3 separate regions of the Homo sapiens genome follow, and all the other regions are linked to region 2. A link is a loop called in an ENCODE intact Hi-C map of the cell type or tissue named here. Cell type or tissue: heart left ventricle. All regions are shown on one strand.

Region 1 (2,500 bases), 160 kb after region 2:
GACTCTCCATTTTCTTATTTATTATTTTTTTGTTGAAGTGTATCATATATGCAGAAAATCATGTAGATCATCACCTTCCCTGAATTAACACTAGTGCTGAACGATTTATCCTTCTCCAGTAATTTTCTGTATGATAATTTCCTTAACCATTGTCTGCGGGTGAGGTTGTTGAATGTCTCTGCTCGGAACCTGATGGCAGTGCCATGCTTTCTGGGTTCCAGTCCCAGCTCTGTGTCTTTTTATTAGCCGCGTGACCCCCAAGTAAGTTATTCAGCATCTCTGTGACTCAGTTTCCCCACTTCTAAAAGCCATCATCCCTGCTTCATAGGGATGGGCTGAGGATTGTACCAATGAATATACATTAAGTGATTCCAGCAGTGGCTGGCAAATGGTATACACCCAGTAAGTGGTAACTATTCTTGTCCTATTTAGGTAGATTTCCATAATGTGTGATTTTACATAAGGCTACGATGGACATCCTTGTGGAGAGCAGGATTTTACAGGGGGTCTTGCTATCTTTTGACAGTTGAGGAAACTAAGACCAAAAGGAGTGACTTACTCTGGGTCACACAGTCAGCTGGCTCAGAACCCAAGAGAGTGGGGAAAGAGAACATCATGGGGCCCCTACTGTCCCTGCCACCGACACCCCAAAGTGTTCTACATGGGACCTCATGAATGCTCACATCATGCCTGAAAGTCCAATGACTGCCATTGTTTGAAAGAGGGGCACACTGAGGAAGTGGCTACACTTCTTCCCTTGGTGCAAGAAGACTTCACGGGAAGCCATTCTTATTCATTCCAGACTCCAGAAGCCACTCCTTCTCATCCCGATGCTCTGGCAGGCAGATCATCTTCCTTAAAAGCTGACAATTTTGGGCAAAGTATTCCTTGGAAACCCCAGAAAGGAGGGTAAATGACTTCACAGTCCTGGAAGGGAAGGAAGAGTCCTTTCTAAAATCAGAACTCAGAGTCTCAGCCTCTGGAGAGCACTCCTGCCACTGCCTTTAAGTTTGGACCCAGTGGATCTCAGTCATCTGGACCATGGCCAGTTGGTACCCCGCCATTTAGCAAGCTCTTGCCAGCTCCTCCCATGGTCAGGCTGTTGGCCCTGTGCTGGGCTTACAGAGGGCCTTTGCCATGGTGCCTGCCTGTAGGAGCTCACAGTCCAATGGAGGAGGTTGACTATGACCCAAGGATAAATGATGTTTTGCTGTTCTAGAGGTGCAGGAATCTCTGTGTGGGAGGTTCCTCTGAGCAGGAAGTGATGATTCAGAGCTTGGGTGGTGGATTCTTTCATGCAGGCATGCATTCATCCATTCCACAGACACCTAAGGTGCACTCATACTGTGCCAGCTGTCACAGGTGACGTTGCCGTGATCTAGAGAGAAAAGCAAACCTGGAAACAATTACCACATGCAACACTGAGACGAGCTTCCCTCTCAAATAAGGGGTTCTGGGAGGGATTCCTGGAGACAGGGACCAGGAACCTGAGAGCTGAAGGGCCAGCAGAAGTTAGGTGAAGTGAAGTGCATTGGGTAGTCTGTCCCCCTTTCATCTTCTCAAAGAGCTGGAGATGCAAGGATGGATGCAGAATAGTCCATTGGAAACAGTCCTTAAAATGGTAGCATTGACCCCAATTCCTGGAAAGGCATGAAACTAAATTCAGCATGAGGTTGAGAGTGTGGAATAGAAAAATGTTCTGGGGAGAAACAGCTTTGGCTTTAGGATGAGGCTACTCTGAATTCAAATCCTGATCACCCATTTACCAGCTAAGTGGTCTTGGGAACATTGCCCAACACATCTGAATTTATTTGCTCATCTGTAAAATGGACATAACCATTCCCACCTGTGGTAGGCAAAACAATGGCTCCCCAAGATGTCCACACCATGATTCCCAGAAGCTGGGAATATATTACCTTACATGGCACAAAGGAATGTTGCAGGTGGGACTAATCTTGAGATAGGGAGCTAACCCTGGATTACCCAGGTGAGCCCAATATTATCACAGGGTCCTTGTAAGTGAAAGGGGGAGGCAGGAGGGTCAGAGTCAGAGAAGGAGATGTGATGGTGGAAGCAGAGGCAGGAGTGACGCCATTGCCAGCTTTGAAGGTGAGGAAGGGGTCACACGCCCAGGAATGCAGATGTTCTCTAGAAGCTGCAGCAGGCAAGATTCTGCCCTGGAGCCTCCAGAAGGAACCAGCCCTGCAGACACCATCGTGTTTGCACTGCAAGATCTATTCTAGACTTCTGATTTCCAAAACTATAAGATAATCCACCTGGGTTGTTTTAAGCCACTGAGTCTGTGGTAACTCGCTACAGCAGCAATAGGAAACTAATACAGCATCTGACAGAATTATGGAAACAAAATCCAAAGTGTGTGAAAGCCACTCCCCTGTTCCTCACAGAGCATCAATATAAGGTAAGTTCCTTGCACTTTCCAAAGTTATGTATATATAAAAATATCATATTTATATAGGTTATATATATAATATGCATAATA
Region 2 (2,500 bases):
AGGAAGAAAAACCATGACTGAGATATTTAGCTTCTTCGTTATAATTCAAAATTCACTCAATCATTTATTCACTCATGTAATCAACTGTAGGGGCAGCAAAATTCCACTTCCATACTCTTAGGGTCCTGCTTGTGCTGGAGAATTTAACTGACATAAGACAGATGAACAGGAGGAAAGCATGCACATTTTTAAATACAAGTTTTATGTAGCACAGGTACCCTCATAAGGAAATAAAGTCCTGAAGAAGTAGTCAGATATACTGAATTGGACAAATAATAGTAAGTTGTGAAGAAGCAACTAAATGATGTGGGGAGGCTTAAAAGGTAAGAGTTATTTGCACAAGGTTGGTACAGAATTCTTTCCATCTTAGCTTCTCATCTTTGAGAATAAGACTGTTGCATCTTTCACATAGGGATCTCATCTTTTGCTTTTAACAAATGGCATGAAGGTCAGAGTGATCTTCTTGCATCTGCTATTTTTCTTTTTCTTGTTTTTTTTTTCGAGACGGAGTCTTGCTCTGTCACCCAGGCTGGAGTGCAGTAAAGCGATCTCCGCTCACTGCAAGCTCTGCCTTCCGGGTTCACGCCATTCTCCTGCCTCAGCCTCCCGAGTAGCTAGGACTATAGGCGCCCACCACCCCGCCAGGCTAATTTTTTTTTTTTTTTTTTTGTATCTTTAGTAGAGACAGGGTTTCACCATATTAGCCAGGATGGTCTCGATCTCCTGACCTCGTGATCCTCCCGCCTCGGCCTCCCAAAGTGCTGGAATTACAGGTATGAGCCACCGCGCCCGGCCACACCTGCTGTTTTTCAAGTGGCTTTAACTTAGTGTCAATATGCCCGAGTGGTGTAATTTCACTCCTTCAGAGCCAATGTTCATTGGTCATTAACTAGGCCCAGACACCTCACTTGGCTTTGGGGACACACGCAGCTTTGAGAATAAAACAGACATAGGTTGTCTTGTGTCACTGCATTTATTTTATTTTTTAAAGACAGGGTCTCACTCTGTCACCTGGGCTGAAGTGCAGTGGTGCCATCATAGCTCACTGCAGCCTCAAACTCCTGGGCTCAAGTGATCCTTCCACCTCGGCCTCCCAAAGTGCTGGGACTACAGACATGAGCCACCACACCTGGAAATTTCACTACATTTATAGAGCAGTGGAGAAGAAGGTAAACAAGGGATTCCAGAAGTGCCACGTTGGTAAAGAATGCTCACACAGCTGTGGGAGCCCGATGAGGGACATGAGGTCCAGCCTGGCATGGATAGGAATTATCATCCTACCTTTCTGGTTTCCATGAGGTCCTGATGTACAGAGCATAGCATACTGCCATGTCCTTGAATGCCCATTTCCCATTCCTCCTGCCAGCCTTGATTTAGAAGTCCTTCTCCTGCTTTCTGGAGGCCTGCATTGTCTCTGGTGTCTGAGGTCCCTGGTTGCAGTGCTCAGCTTAAAACAGCAGAGAGCAGCTTCAGATCATGGCTGGGCAGAGGCTGAGTCAGCCTGCAGGATAACTGGCTCCTAGCAGAGGCGCTAAGGAAGCCTGGTATGGGCCAACGGACCAGGCAGGCCCTCCTTCCAAGCCTCGGCCAACAGGAACCCGTTTCCTGGCTTTCAGCCCTCAAAGAAACTGCCTGGGTCTGTTTTGAAAGATCTCGAGTTGGCTGAAAGGGACATTTTCCCCATGACTGGCACTGGTTGTCAAGCCTGCTGGGCCCAGCAGGAGGAATGCCATCTCTTTTATCTCACCTTCTTTGTTAAGAGGATGGGCTGGCAGGGAACCGCTTTGCAATTATCTTGTTTAAGATGAGCAGAGGAGATAGTTGCTCCCTGCAGGGATAACCCAGGTCCCCAAGCCATCTCCTTTAACCAGCAAATACATGAGCATTATTCTAGCTCATGGCCAGGGTGGGAGGAGGCTTGGTTAACTGGACACGGTGGCCTGGCGCCTCACTCTCCCTATCAAATCCTATCAAAGCTTCTCTGTTCTCAGCTTCTTTCTCTTGGGCAAAAGAGGTAAATTGCAATAATTTGTTCCGAAGGGGTGCTAATGGGTGGCACTCAGTTGATTTCTCATTCTCCCCACTTCCCCAAATCACTTAGCTGGTATCTCCGTATAAACAAGCCCTTCTCTACTTGAACTGAGGACTAAAGGAAATATATTTGTCCATATAATGGGGCTTTTATCCAAGAAGCATTTCTCAAAGTGTGGTCCAAGACCACCCCTATCTGTAACGACTTATAAAAATACGGATTTCCTTCAGCTCAGCTACATTGCCACAAATGACAGGATTGTATTCTTTCTCGTGGTCAAATTTGTATTCCGAGGTGTATGTACACTTTCTTCATCCACTCATTTGTTGATGGACACAGGTTGATTCCATATCTTGGCTATTGTGAATAGTGCTGCAATACACATGGGAGTGCAGACAACTCTTTGGGAAATGGATTTCCCTGCCTTTCCTTTGGATATATACCCAGTAGTGGGATTACTGGATCATA
Region 3 (2,500 bases), 360 kb after region 2:
GGCAGCTCAGCTGCAGGTAGCCACGTCTGCCACCACGCCCGGGTGGGCAGGGTTCTGGAGACTGGCACCGAGCCACGCTCCCTGATCCCTGCTTCTCACAGCCAGGGTGGGACCATGTGGGGTCTGGTGGAAAAGCTAGGGAGGGAGCAGAGGTCACAGATGCTGGCCCTCTCTGCTGCCCAGTTTTGGTACAGTAGGCTCGGGAAAGTTAGGACACACCCCCTCCTGCCCTCTGGATTTATGGAGCTGACACTCCACAAATGATGCTGGAGCCGGGTGGGTCGGGCTGCAGTTTAGGAAGTGATCAGGATCAGGTAGGTGTGTAGGTAAAGGGAGCTTCTGGGACCAGCCTTGAAAGATGGGCGGAATTCTGCAAAGGTTACTTGTTTCTTATTGCTAAAAGTAATACATCATTCTTGCCAACAGAGTGACTGGGAGGATTTTCAGTAAAGGTCCAGGTCGGAAGTCATTTAGACTGGGTGCCCCAGTCTCTGTCACAACCATGGTACTCTGTTGTGGTGTGAAAGTAGCCACAGATCGTCTGTAGATTAAGGGGTGTGGTTTTGTTCCAATAAAACTTTATTTAGAAACACAGGCTGTGGGCTGGATTTGGCCTGCAGGCTGTAGTTTGTGATCCTTGATTCAGACAGTTTAGCAAGGCTGAAAAGAACACCGACAGCCACTCATTACCCACAGATGGGTGGGACTGTGTTGGCCAGAGGCCGAGAGGAGGGTGCTCACAGGGGAACGTACAGCATGTAGAGGCCGGAAGGTGCTCCAGGGCACCAAGTGTGGGAAAGTGGGACATACAGGTAAGTTTCCAGGGGAAGTTTCCGGAAAGCATAATGTCAAGTTGGAGGCGGAGCACTGCTGGGGCGTGAAGGGTCTTGAGTTCAAGTGAGGGAGTTAGGGGCTTGGGAGGGGTTGTTATTGGGTCGGGGACCTGGGGTCATCCAGGTGGTGACCTGGGATGGGGTTGGGACAGGCAATGAGGTAAGCTCTGCTCTTTATTTTTTTGCAGATGCTTTTCTCAAACTTTCCTGACCCTGAGGGCAAGCTAAACCAGTTCCGGAAGAACCTGCGGGAGTCGCAGAAGCTCCGATGGGATGAGAGCTGGGTGCAGACTGTGCTCCCTTTGGTTATGGACACAGAACTCCTGGGCCAGAGGCTAAAACCCCAGGGCCCCTGCTGTCCTTCCCGCAGCTTCTTCTCGGAGTCTCAGGGCAAATCCTTTCGAGTAGCGCCTCCCAGTGGCCAGAAGCTGATATGACGGCAGTGGTGCCGCCTGGTGAATGAATTGGTTCTGTGACCGGGGAAGCTGTGGTTGGCCCTGATTTCTTCTCTGGAGGCTCAGAAACGCTTCCTGTCTTCTTCTGTTCTTCACGCCCCATGCTCCTGCTAGAGTATTACTGTTCTGTGACTTCCCTGTGACCTCTGCAGTACTCCTTAGCCTGCGTTTGGTCTCCAGGTGCCACCTTTCTGCCGTGTTCCTAACATGTTGATTCCTGTCTTGAAAAAAGCACCTGCTGCACCATAAGCCCAGGGATGTGACAGCTGCAGCGGGCTTGGCTTTGTGAGGAACCGAGTGTGTCCACGTTGGGGGAACATCATACTTGATACACACGTTTTTATTTGCACAAAGAAATTGCTATTTTCGGAGCCAGAATTTTCATGTCTGATTTATGGTGATTTTCTTAAGAACCAGAACTGCTGGCAGAAAGGGGGCACCCACACGCTTAGATAGCCGATGTCTTATTAGAGGGCACTTTGTGGTTCCTGATTTGGAAATTAACACTCTCCAAACATTCCAGTCCAATGAAAGTTTTATCCGCTTTCCCATATAAAAATTCTTCCCACGAGAGTGACTTGATTCTCACGATCCTGTTGGAGTCGTGTGTGAGTCCTACAGTGTGAGGTTCAGCATTGCCATCTCCAAGTGCTCTCCTTAGGGAAACAGTTTCTGGTCATGATGAGCTTCCGCTTCCCATGTGATCCTGGCCCGGCCTGGAAACAGAACACGTGTTTGAGGATGGCGGTGTTTGGGGACAGGACATGAGCATTTTGTGTGGGGCTGCTAGGACAGGCCTGGCGGGGTGGGGGGTGTCCAAGTCAGTTTACTTGGTTCACAGGTTCCCAGGCCCACCCAGGTGCCTAGAATTGGCCTCCAGGATGGGACAAGAAATCTGGTTTTGCATAGAAATGGCTAGCAGCAGGCACCGTGCTGCTGTCCACTCTCTGCCTGCGTCCATCCTAGCACTTGGCACAGCGGGACAGAAGCAGAGATCTGAACCCACATCTACCTGGCTGCTCAGTCAACCCACTCTTCACAAAGCTTAGAAAGCCGCCGGGTACAGTGGCTTACGCCTGTAATCCCAACACTTTGGGAGGCCGAGGCGGGCGGATCACTTGAGGTCAGGAGTTCGAGACCAGCCTGGCCAACATGGTGAAACCCCATCTCTACAAAAATACAAAAATTAGCCAGGCATCATGGTGGGTGCCT

The links. Peaks named below come from ENCODE experiments on the same cell type or tissue, not always from the same donor. Only the 100,000 strongest peaks of a DNase experiment are listed, where the experiment ranks them.
Region 1: it touches region 2 in a loop (2.4-fold over the local background); 8 of 110 quality-filtered maps call a loop at or near these places.
Region 3: a loop joins it to region 2, with 8 times the contacts of the local background. A loop is called at or near these places in 11 of 110 quality-filtered maps.

The regions. Positions count from the first base shown.
Region 1 is chr4:9,903,975-9,906,474 of GRCh38, reverse strand. All of the region lies in intron 8 of SLC2A9 (solute carrier family 2 member 9), which reads left to right. Among named protein-coding and RNA genes, the nearest start is that of SLC2A9-AS1, 83 kb to the left of the region's middle. In heart left ventricle, no CTCF peak of the experiment used is centred here; a DNase peak (open chromatin) is centred at 1,094.
Region 2 is chr4:10,062,876-10,065,375 of GRCh38, reverse strand. LOC124900665 (a long non-coding RNA gene) reads right to left here and starts at 1,362. Exons shown (of 2, transcript XR_007058029.1): 1 at 1,282-1,362. RefSeq lists an enhancer at 1,419-2,033. In heart left ventricle, a CTCF peak has its summit at 1,443; a DNase peak (open chromatin) is centred at 1,515.
Region 3 is chr4:9,702,400-9,704,899 of GRCh38, reverse strand. It overlaps the pseudogene FAM86MP and the pseudogene ALG1L3P. Among named protein-coding and RNA genes, the nearest start is that of DRD5, 78 kb to the left of the region's middle. RefSeq lists an enhancer at 1,386-1,445. In heart left ventricle, a CTCF peak has its summit at 1,255 (motif pointing left); a DNase peak (open chromatin) is centred at 1,263.